Linked DNA regions of Mus musculus: region 1 is linked to region 2. The links are chromatin loops, found by intact Hi-C in ENCODE. Cell type or tissue: heart. All regions are shown on one strand. Each heading gives the region's core, and the rest is flanking DNA. Links, peaks and the distances in the headings are about the cores only. Region 1 overlaps Hydin (HYDIN, axonemal central pair apparatus protein). Region 2 overlaps Hydin (HYDIN, axonemal central pair apparatus protein).

Region 1 (5,384 bases), core at 162-5,161, 120 kb after region 2:
GGGGCTGGTGAAATGGCTCAGTGGGTAAGAGCACTGACTGCTCCCCCAAAGGTCCTGAGTTCAAATTCCAGCAACCACATGGTGGCTCACAACCACCCATAATGAGATCTGACGCCCTCTTCTGGTGCATCTGAAGTCAGCTACAGTGTACTTATGTATAATAATAAATAAATCTTTTTAAAAGAGAGAGAGAGAGAAAGAAAGAGAGAGAGAGAGAGAATGTAAAAGCCAGGCTGTATAAATAAAATTGCCACCTAGTAATAATAAGATTGATGATTCAATGTGTTAAAAAGAGCAAAAGCTTGAGTAGACTCTTCTTTACAAAATCAACAGCATAAAATCCAGGCATGGTGTCACATACCTGAAATCCCAGCACTTAGGAGGTAGAGGCAGGAGGAGTAGGCATTTGGGGTCTGCCTCTGGAGTTGGGTACTAACCTGAGCTATATGAGACCCCATCTCAAAAGAAATGTGTTTGAAGTTTCTATTTATGAATGGCCAACAAGCACACAGGCCCAGCTTCCCCTCTCTCCAGGGAAAAGGAATCTTGGCAGATGACCAGAGTCAGCCATAGGGGGAGAGGGCTGCGTAGAGCAGTCACAGGTGAGCCCGGACATCTCTCCATGCAGGATACTTCTTTGGACACGTGACCTTGGCCGAGACACTAAGCTTTGCTACGCTTCCATTCCCACGTCTATAAGGGGCAATGGCGTTGCAGATGCATTGTGGGATCGTGTGTAGCTGGGCAAGCACTAATCCCCCAGCAAGCACCAGATGCTGTCTGTCAGTGACGTCATTCTCACTGACAGCTCTGGGCGCAACAGCAATAGGCGTGAAGCCCACCCCAGCTTGAAGGGCTGAGGTCTTGCTTGTTCTTTGGGGTTGCCTTGCTGCCCCTACTGGCAAAATGCTAACAATGGGCCAAGCTGCTCCAAAGGGTCTTCTAAAGCCGGGCGTGGTGGTGCATGCCTTTAATCCCAGCACTTGGGAGGCAGAGGCAGGCAGATTTCTGAGTTCGGGGCCAGGCTGGTCTACAGAGTGAGTTCCAGGACAGCCAGGCCAACACAGAGAAACCCTGTCTCGAGGAAAAGAAAAAAAAAAAAAAGCCAGACTACAGACCCTAAAGAGAAAGAATGCCTGGCAGGGATCAAACTGGCAGGTCATGCCACACCCTACCTTACATCATGTGCCCAGCAAGGCTCCCAGGCAGCAGGGGAGCCTGGGTATGGACAGAGAACCCTAGACTAACCTCTGCTCTCCCCCTGCTTCTTCCCACTCACCCTGTGAACGCAGGTGATCTTCCGGAACGAGGTGACCAACGAGTTCTTATACTATACTGTGAGCTTCAGGGTCACCCCTTCTGGCATTATAAAAACCATCCAGATGACAAGCCCAGTCCGCCAGAGTGTATCAGCCTCCATCAAGTTGGAGAACCCCCTGCCCTACTCAGTGACCTTTTCAACAGAATGCAAGTTGAGTGACATTAGCCTGCCTTCCCAGTTCGCTGTGCCTCCAAACTCTGAGGTAGGCCCTGGCTGCCAGGGGACCCTTAAGGGCTATGACAGAGGCTTCTACCCATGGAGCCTCTGGATCTGTGTTCTGCCTAGCTTAAGTGTGGGCCAGCCCTGGTAGAAAGCAAGAAGAATGGCAAGGGACAGGCAGCCTTGTGTTCCTTTCTTCTGTAGCCAAAGTCTTCATGTGAACTAGGGACATGTGGCTTTGGTGTGGACAGGTACAATGGACTTGTATAAAATGACTCTGTCTATTGATTGTTCACCTTGTTCAAACCAAAGGGAAAACATCTTTTTTGCTAATTATAAAAGTAGCACAGAGCTAGAAGTGGACCTTAGTGGCTGGGCACTTGCCCAGCATGCACAGAGTATCCTGAGTTCGATCCCCAGTTCACACACACACACATACAAAGGAGCATGGATCTTAGTGTGCAAAGAAAAACAAGGTGTGAAAAGTATCAGGATAAAATACACACACACATATAAACACGCATACATATACATACATTAACATACACATACATATACATACTTTATACACATGTACCATATACACATATTTATATGCATGCATGCAAATGTACACACACATACATATATACACATGCCCATGCATATACACATGCACCACACACATCTTTATATGTGCACACATGTACACACACATAAATACATATACATACACATATGCACACATATATACATGTGCCCATGCATACACACATGCACCATACACATCTTTATATGTGCATACATGCACACACACATAAATACATATACATACACATATACACACACATATATATGCCCACTCATATATACATGTAGCACAAACATATTTATATGCACACATACATATGCATGCTTCTATACTTGTTGCTGTACTTGCTTATTCACAGAATGTTCTGGAGAGGCACACAAAACCTCTGACTGTGGTTAGGAGAACATGAGCCGGGAGAAAATGGACTTTCCTATCAGTTTATCATTCCAAAATTCACTGTCTAAATGTTATTGAAATCCCTGCTCTAACGTCCCTCCTCAGCTCTTGTCCGGCTCTGCCTTGTCCCCTTCACTACTCCAGCCTCTTCCTTTGCCTCCAGGATTTAACTTAGTTTCCTTTGCACACCTGCCCATTGTCAGTGGGGTTTAATCTGTCCTTTGTCTCCTGTGTCTTTGGTGTGATCCAGTAAGCTCTACTCAGAGATTTCTCTCCAGCTGGGCTGTTTCAGAAGTAGGATCCAGCCATTGGTCAGTTCTTGTCCATGGTGTTTTGCTTTAAGTTGGGTTTGGGTTGGCTTCTCTGAGGCAGTGTCTCCCTGGGTCACCCAGGATGGCCTCAAACTCATGATCTTCCTATTTTTGTCCTAGCCTCTCAGTTTTTGAGTAATCAAATGTTCTCTACTGCCCCCACTAGGCTAATTCTATGACTGCACCTCAGAGTCAAACAAACCAGTCCTCCAGCTTCCCCTGCCTTTGTCAGATTATCCCACCAAGGTTTCCAGGTCACGTGGATCCCCTCAGTTAAGGGGTGAGCTGGGTTCTCTGGCTCTCAGTGTTGATGATCCCAACCAAGCAGGAGCTAGAATGACACCAGGTTCATGTCATTTGGCTCTCCCAACGTTTGAGTCTGAAGTTGCCTTTACTCTCTGTTTCATTATAGACGTTAGCTTGCTCTTGTTATTCTGAGCCTACTTGATCTCCCATCTCTGGGAATAGGGAATTGATGTGTCTTATGCACATCAGCTTAGAGAAGGGCTTGTTGACAGCAAGTAAAGCTGCAGCCACTGAGTTAACTCTCGTTAACTCTCGTGATGGCTTATACTCTTATTACTATTCAGGATTATGTCAGCTATTCTTGACTCTTTATTTCTATGCAAATCTTGAGGCCAAGTTGCTCAGAAAAAAATAAAGGCAAAGAAAAGAACTCAGGGATTTTTTAATGGAATTCCATCGAACCTACAGATCATCCTAAGAATCACTTATCTGTTGTCTGGTGATCCATAACAAATTACTCTCCAATTTAGCATCTTGTCAGGCAGCAAGCGTTTGCTCCCTGCACGGTGGCAGCCTGGCTGGGTGGTCTTTGCTCAGGGGTCTCTCAGGAGGCTAGAGTCAGGCAGTCATCCAAATATCTAGTCTCCCCACACCAGACACTAGATAATCTGCTTCCAGACTGGGACTTGTGGTTTCTGGGAAGGCTTTTAGCTCCCTGTGGGCAGTTGGCTAGGGCCTCAATTAGTCATCATGTGGACCTCTTCTTAGAGCCTTTTCCAACATGGCCTACTTCCCAAGAGTGAAAGATGTGAGGGAAAGGACGAGCCTGCAAGAGAGAACAGAGTAGACAAGACAGAAGCTTGCAGGCATGCTCCTTCCCTGCCTATTCTCAAGAGTGACAAAGTGCTTCTGCTTTATCTCTACCCAGCCCTGGCCTGGAATTTCTTTAAGGAGGAAAACAATTAGAAGCTCTGGGGTTTCCACCCCAAGCCTTGTGCATTCCTGGAAAGCTTTGTCCTACTGAACTACAGACCCGTTTCCCCATCGCACCTCACCCCTGCTTTTTTGAGCCAGGGTCTCTCTAAGTTGCTTAGGCTGCCCTGGAACTCACTGTCTAACCTAGGCGGGTTTTGATCTTGTGCTCCTCCTATCTCAGGCTCTCAGGTAGCCAGAGCAAAGAAAGTTTGACTATGCTCTTTGCTCAGGCATGCCAGGGTAAACTATATTTGTTTTTTTTTTGTTGTTGTTGGTTTTTTTTTTTTTGCATTTGTCTATTTCACGTCCCTTTGTATTATAAAATTATTTCTGTATTATGTTCTTTTTGATAAACATCTATGGCTTTAGTGATACCCCTTTCATTCTGATTTTTTTTCAGTAAGAGTTGTTTTTCTTTCTTAATTATTTTAATGATGCGCACATTCGTGTCTGCATGTGGGCATGTGCACAGAAGTACAGGTGCCTGAAAAGGTTAGAGCTGTTGGATCCCTAAGGAGATAAGAGCCACCTGACGTGGGTTCTGAGACTTGAACCCTGGTCCTCTGGACAAACAGTTTGCATTCTGAACTGATGAGCCCTCTCCCCAGCCTGTGTTTGTTTTGTGTTTTTTTTTCAATAGCTACTCACAGCAAAACATTTCAAGCTTTAGAGAAGTATATAAAATAGAAAGTTTAAAGTCCTATACAATTTCCCCCAAATGTAACACCAAAACCAGCTCTTCTAACAGACTCTTTTCTACAAGCAGACAACAAAAATGGGCCAGCAAAGTGGCTCAGTTGGTAGAAGCTCTTACACACGGGCCTGACAACTTGAGTTTTGGTCCTTGGATCCCAGGATCAAACCAGCAGAGAATCAGTTCTGCACATGTGCACACAAACAGTAAATTAATTTTGAATCAGTTAGTGTGAGCTTTATATTCATTTTTTTTCAGACCTCCTGTCTTTTTAGGGTCTTACTGCTGTGAACAGACACCATAACCAAGGTAACTCTTACAAGGACAACATTTAATTGAGGCTGACTTACAGGTTCAGTCCATTATCATCAAGGCAGGAGCATAGCATCATTCAGGCAGGCATGGTGTGAGATGAGCTAAGTTCTACATCTTCACCTGAAGGCTACTAGCAGAACACTGGCTTCCAGGCAGCTAGGATAAGGGTCTTAAAGGCCATGCCCACAGTGACACACCCACCCCAGTAAGGCCTCACCCACTCCAACAAGACCATACCTACTCCAACAGGGCCACACCTTCTAATAGTGCCACTCCCTGGACCAAGCATATACAAACCATCACAACCCCTTTCTTTCCCTTACCATAGCAACACCTTTCATTACAATTTTACCTCCTCCTTTTTTGGCAGTGCATTTGAGTCATTCTCTCTGTGCT
Region 2 (5,384 bases), core at 305-5,304:
CCGCTGGCTAATGGAGCAGTAGCTTCCTCGGGAATAACGCAGTTTATGCAGTATACGCCACAGGCGCGTTCACAGCCCTGGGCTAGGGATGGCTCTGTGGCTGTTATGCAAGCGTGAGTCCTTGAGTTCAGATCTCCTGCACCTGGGTTACAACAACAGCAGTCCCAGCACTGTGTGTGTGTGTGTGTGTGTGTGTGTGTGTGTGTGTGTGTGTGTGTGTAGTTAGGTATAACCCCACAGTCTAGCTGAATGGCTGAGCTCCAGGGTCAGTGGGAGTCTCCATCTCTAAAGACTTAGGTAGAGAGTGATCAAGACGTAAACATTGACATTTAGCCTCCACATACATGTATACACATGTGCACAGGCACAATACATGTGTACACAATACATCTGTGCACACACATTCTCACTGCCATACACACACGTACCTGTAACATCCCCCCACACACACACACTTATACAGTATACACACCCTTAAATACTTCCTCTAGGATAATAGACTGAGACAGTATATAGGCTGGAGACACAGAGTTCTCCACTAAAAAGATATTTCTTCTTGCACCTTAGAAATAGGAGGAAAAAAAGGAAATTAGAAAAAATGCTAAATAAATTACTATACGTCCAAGCTAAAATTGAGTCGTGGCCAAAAAAATAGGCATGAGCAGAGATTTTCATACATACAGGCAGGAGCAAATTGGTGTAGCCTCTTTGACATGTAACTTGGCAGGTGTATCAATATTTAAAATGCATACTTCCTCTTCTAAATTACTCTCCAGATATGCCTCTGTGCTTATGTGAAGCTAAAACTAGCCTTGTACATCACCGTTTTGTTTATAAGAGCATGAACATTTTGGAAACAATTGTGCCAACAGGAGATTAACTGAATAAACCAAATTACATCTGCACAAGGCAGTGCTAGGAGTTCTATTATAAAAAGCAAAGAGGTTCTTCCGTATTAAATAAAGAATGCTAGGTTAAAAAAAAAAAAAAGGACACATAGTACTCTACCATTCCTGTCAAGGCAGAAGTACATAAAAACAACAACTAATGGTTACTTTTTAATATTATGTGTGTATGTGTGTATATATATACATATATACATATATGTGAATATATATTCGTATATATGAATTTTTGCCTGCGTGTGCAAATGTGCACCATATGTATGCAGTACCCACAGAGACCAGAAGAGGGCATCAGATTCTCTAGAACTGGACAAATGGTAATGAGCACTCTGGCAGGTGCTGGGAATAGAACCCAGATCCCTGTAAGAACAGCTATCGCTCTTTCTGAGCCACCATCTCTCCAGCCCCCAAAGCTAGCGCATATTGAGCACCTAATACACTTCCCATACTCGTAAGCTTTATTCTCACGGTCTCTGGTGGTGGGAACCACTATCCTTTCCCACTTCAGTGAGGAGATGCCTGCACCAAGCAGTCCAGGTCACAGACTCAGCAATCTATGTCTTTTAAATGGTGGCGTGCGTGCGTGCGTGCGTGCGTGCGTGTGCATGCGCGTGCGTGTGCGTGTGTGTGTGTGTGTGTGTGTGTGTGTGTGTGTGTGTGTATGTGTGTGCATGCATGTGTGTGTGTGTGCATGCGTGTGTGTGTGTGTGTGTGTGTATGTGTGTGTGTGTGTGTTTGCTTATGCACAGAATAGCCAAGAAGCACCAGGGTCATGAGGGCAGAGGTTTTCTTTCTCCTGTTCTGTCCACCATTTTATCCCTTGTACCTGGAACTAGTCCATAGTATGACTTCTGTAAGCATTAGTCAAGTAAAGACGGGAGAGTAGGTTAAAAGCTCGCCCTGCTCTTCCAGAGGACACGCCCCGCAGCTCCCACAGCTGGAGAATCACAGCACCTGTCACTCCAGCTGCAGAGCATCTGGCGCCATCTTCCAGTCTCTGTGGAACCTCCACTGATGCGCACTTACCCACTCTCAAATGCACACATATACACATGAAAATAGTTTAAAATAAATTCTCAAAAGTTCATCGTATTAAGACAATAATCAGATGGAGTCTATCAAAAAAAATAAAGCAACAGTGGTTACCTGTTTGAAACTGAAGAGTAAGGAATATTGCTGGAAGTATTATTTTGTAACACATACACCCTTTTTGCTACCTTACCTTTGCATCATGAATATGTGCCAACTACTTTTAATACTTTAAATGATGCTTGTGAAGACTATTCTACCACATGAGGTGTAGGCAAACATATACGCACAGGACAGAGATGCATATACATGCATGAGTACTGTAAACTATTAATTGATTGTAATTTCTTTCCTTACATCTTTCCCTACCTTTTCATTTCACACGTTTGTCTTCTGAATATTCAACAATGTCCATCTTCAGAGACTCTTGTCACAGAAAATTCATGCAATACAGAAATATCAGAACAAGACTCCTTTGAATCCCACCATTCATAAGAAAATACTACTGAAATTCTTAGCAATCTCCCAGATAATGGTTTTGCACATTCAGGCCTCAGAGTGAGTTTACACCCACCCACCCACTCATGCCTTCAGAGCCTGACTCACATGAGGCCTCTGTAATCTCACAAGAATGAAACACACCTTTTCTCTCAAGGGCATGTTGTATGCATTGATCCTGGTCCACAAATACACATGGAGTCATCCTCTGTGGAAAGAGAGGTGCCATACACATGCTGTTTAAAGTGTGCTGTTTCTGGTGGGCAGACAGCTTACTTTCAGAACTCCTCTGTTAAAAATGACTCTGCCATAAAGTCCGTATATATGCATTTTGAGCATTGTCCAAGTGTCATCATAGGAAAAAAAAATGTCCAGGTTTTAAAAAAAAATGTATTTTCAATTACCTAGTCTTGTGTTAGGGTGGGCATATGCATATGTATGCAGTACCCATGGTGGCCAGAAGAGGGAGCCAGATGCACTCAAGCTGGAGTTACAGATGCCCATGAGCCACTCAGCAAGGGTGCTGGGGACCAAACAAGAATCCTTTGCTCTTAGCCACTGAGCTATCTCTCCATCTCCTACAGGCTCCATTCTTACCATCATAGTCGCTATATTTCCTTCTTCTTACAAGGAAGGAGAGGTGTGCATTAGTGATGAGCCGTGGCGTGTGCTTGCTAGCTTTTCTTCCCTCTGTCACTTCCAGGCGATAAAATACAGCTCCGCGGGAACGGAAAGAAGCCAGAGCCAGCCGGACTACCCAGAATGCATGTGGATCTATGAACAGGATGAGATGCTGTCTATTGGAATAGAAGAAGTAAGTGATAACCCCAAGGTCCTCAGTCACCCAGCACTGACACTTCCCAGCACCTTCTCCAAATTGGAAAATGCCATCTACCCGGAGCGTTTCCACTGTCACCTTCACACGGGCTCGAGAGTCAAAAGTCAAGAATGTCCATCCCATAAACAACCACCAAACCCAGACACTATTGCATATGCCAGCAAGATTTTGCTGACAGGACCCTGCGATAGCTGTCTCTTGTGAGGCTAAGCCAGTGCCTGGCAAATACAGAAATGGATGCTCACAGTCATCTATTGGATGGAACACGGGGTCCCCAATGGAGGAGCTAGAGAAAGTACCCAAGGAGCTGAAGGGGTCTGTAACCCTATAGGTGGAACAACAAAATGAACTAACCAGTACCCCCCAGAACTATGTATCTAGTTGCATATGTAGCAGAGGATGGCCTAGTCAGCCATCAATGGGGTGAGAGGCCCTTGGTCTTTCGAAGATCATATGCCCTAGTACAGGGGAATGCTGGGGCCAGGAAGTGGGAGTGGGTGGGTTGGGAGTGGGGTGGGGGGTTGGGGAGAAGGGAGGGAAGGGTATAGGGAAATGTAAATAAAGAAAATACCTAATAAAAAACAAGAATGCAAGTCAAGAATGAGTTTTAACTCACCCACGGCAGCCCCGTCACCCTGACAGTCAGTCCCTTGTGGGATGCCTTTCTGTGCAGGTGTTTGACATTCTGCCTCTCTACGGAGTTCTGCGGCCCTACAGCAGCCATCAGATATCGTTTACCTTCTATGGACACTGTGACATCATCGCCCGGGCCAAAGCTCTGTGTGAGGTGGAAGGAGGGCCCACCTATGAAGTACTACTGAAGGGGGAGGCGTCCCTGGTCAACTACTCCTTTGACACGAAGGACATTAACTATGGATTGCAGGTACTGCAGACATCGGGGTGGGGGGTGGGAGGGTTTCTGGGTTTGCCTCAAACGTGGCTTGTGGTCCTCAGGACTCTGGCCATTCATCCACATTCAGCTCCCTGCCCCAGTCCCTGTTTTCAGTCTTTTTCTCTTGCTCCCCTCGGTGCCTCCTCCACTTCAGCATCACAAGCTGCTTACTGTCCCTCTGTCTCTCTCATTAGCACTAGCTTCTCACACCCCTCCAGTCAGAGGCTCCAAGGCTTTCTTGCTGCCCCATCCCACACACCCCACATACCCTCAGCGTGCAGCGTTTCCAAGTTACCCACCTCAGTCCCACTCCAAATCACTCCAGTCCCACCACAGGCCCTACCTAGATAATTGTTTCGATGTTTTGGGTTTTGATCTTGAAAGACCGGGTGTCATGCAGCCCCCAGCTTACCACAAACCTTCACTGTTGTAGCCAAGGGACAATCTCAAACTCCTCATCCTCCCACCTACGCATCCCAAGGGCTAGGATTGCATGCATGCATAGTGACACCCAGCTGCCATGCCTAAATACTACAGCAGTCTGCCCATACTGGAGTACATAAAGGACCTGGGGTCTGATTCAGTGGACCCAGCATTGGGCCCAGGGTTTCAGTTTTTCAAAACCAGACTCCCTGACACATAACGTCAGTACCTCTGGCCTACAGACACATACCAAGCAAGGGATCAAGTCGGTACTGACCCATTTAGGCGTCGTTGTCAGATAAGTTTTCCCGAAAGTGTATCTTTATCCCATCATCCCCTGGGCAGCTCATCCCAGCGGCGCAGTGCTGAGAAAAGAGCACACTTCTGTTTTGTTGTTGTAGTTGTTCTGGGTTTTTTGTTCTGTTTTGTTTTATTTTGGTTTTCGTCTTGTTTTCTTATCCTGTCTGGATTCCCACCATTACCTTAGGAATCCTGCCTCATCTCTCTGAGCCTCAGCATCTCTCATCTACGAGATGGGGGTGGACAGCGATGCCATCCCACCAGTCAGTGTTTTGCCCTGGTCGAGGTAGACAGTCACCAAGAGTTCCCTTCTCTGTCCCCAATTAGATCACTTACTGAGGATGTCCTAAGCCTTTTTTTTTAAGATTTATTTATTATATGTAAGTACACTGTAGCTGTCTTCAGACACTGCAGAAGAGGGCGTCAGATCTTGTTACAGATGGTTGTGAGCCACCATGTGGTTGCTGGGATTTGAACTCCGGACCTTCGGAAGAGCAGT

What was found. Hi-C counts contacts between places; a loop is a spot of excess contacts. Peaks named below come from ENCODE experiments on the same cell type or tissue, not always from the same donor. Only the 100,000 strongest peaks of a DNase experiment are listed, where the experiment ranks them.
Region 1: a loop joins it to region 2, with 2.3 times the contacts of the local background. A loop is called at or near these places in 7 of 42 quality-filtered maps.

The regions. Positions count from the first base shown.
Region 1 is chr8:110,601,870-110,607,253 of GRCm38, forward strand. It overlaps Hydin (HYDIN, axonemal central pair apparatus protein), which reads left to right. Exons shown (of 87, transcript NM_172916.2): 85 at 1,293-1,523. Among named protein-coding and RNA genes, the nearest start is that of Vac14, 14 kb to the right of the region's middle. In heart, for the core only: a CTCF peak has its summit at 2,928; no DNase peak of the experiment used is centred there; H3K27me3 peaks cover 334 bases.
Region 2 is chr8:110,486,646-110,492,029 of GRCm38, forward strand. It overlaps Hydin (HYDIN, axonemal central pair apparatus protein), which reads left to right. Exons shown (of 87, transcript NM_172916.2): 27 at 3,136-3,246; 28 at 3,944-4,153. Among named protein-coding and RNA genes, the nearest start is that of Gm21283, 13 kb to the right of the region's middle. In heart, for the core only: CTCF peaks have their summits at 1,173 (motif pointing right) and 2,888 (motif pointing right); no DNase peak of the experiment used is centred there.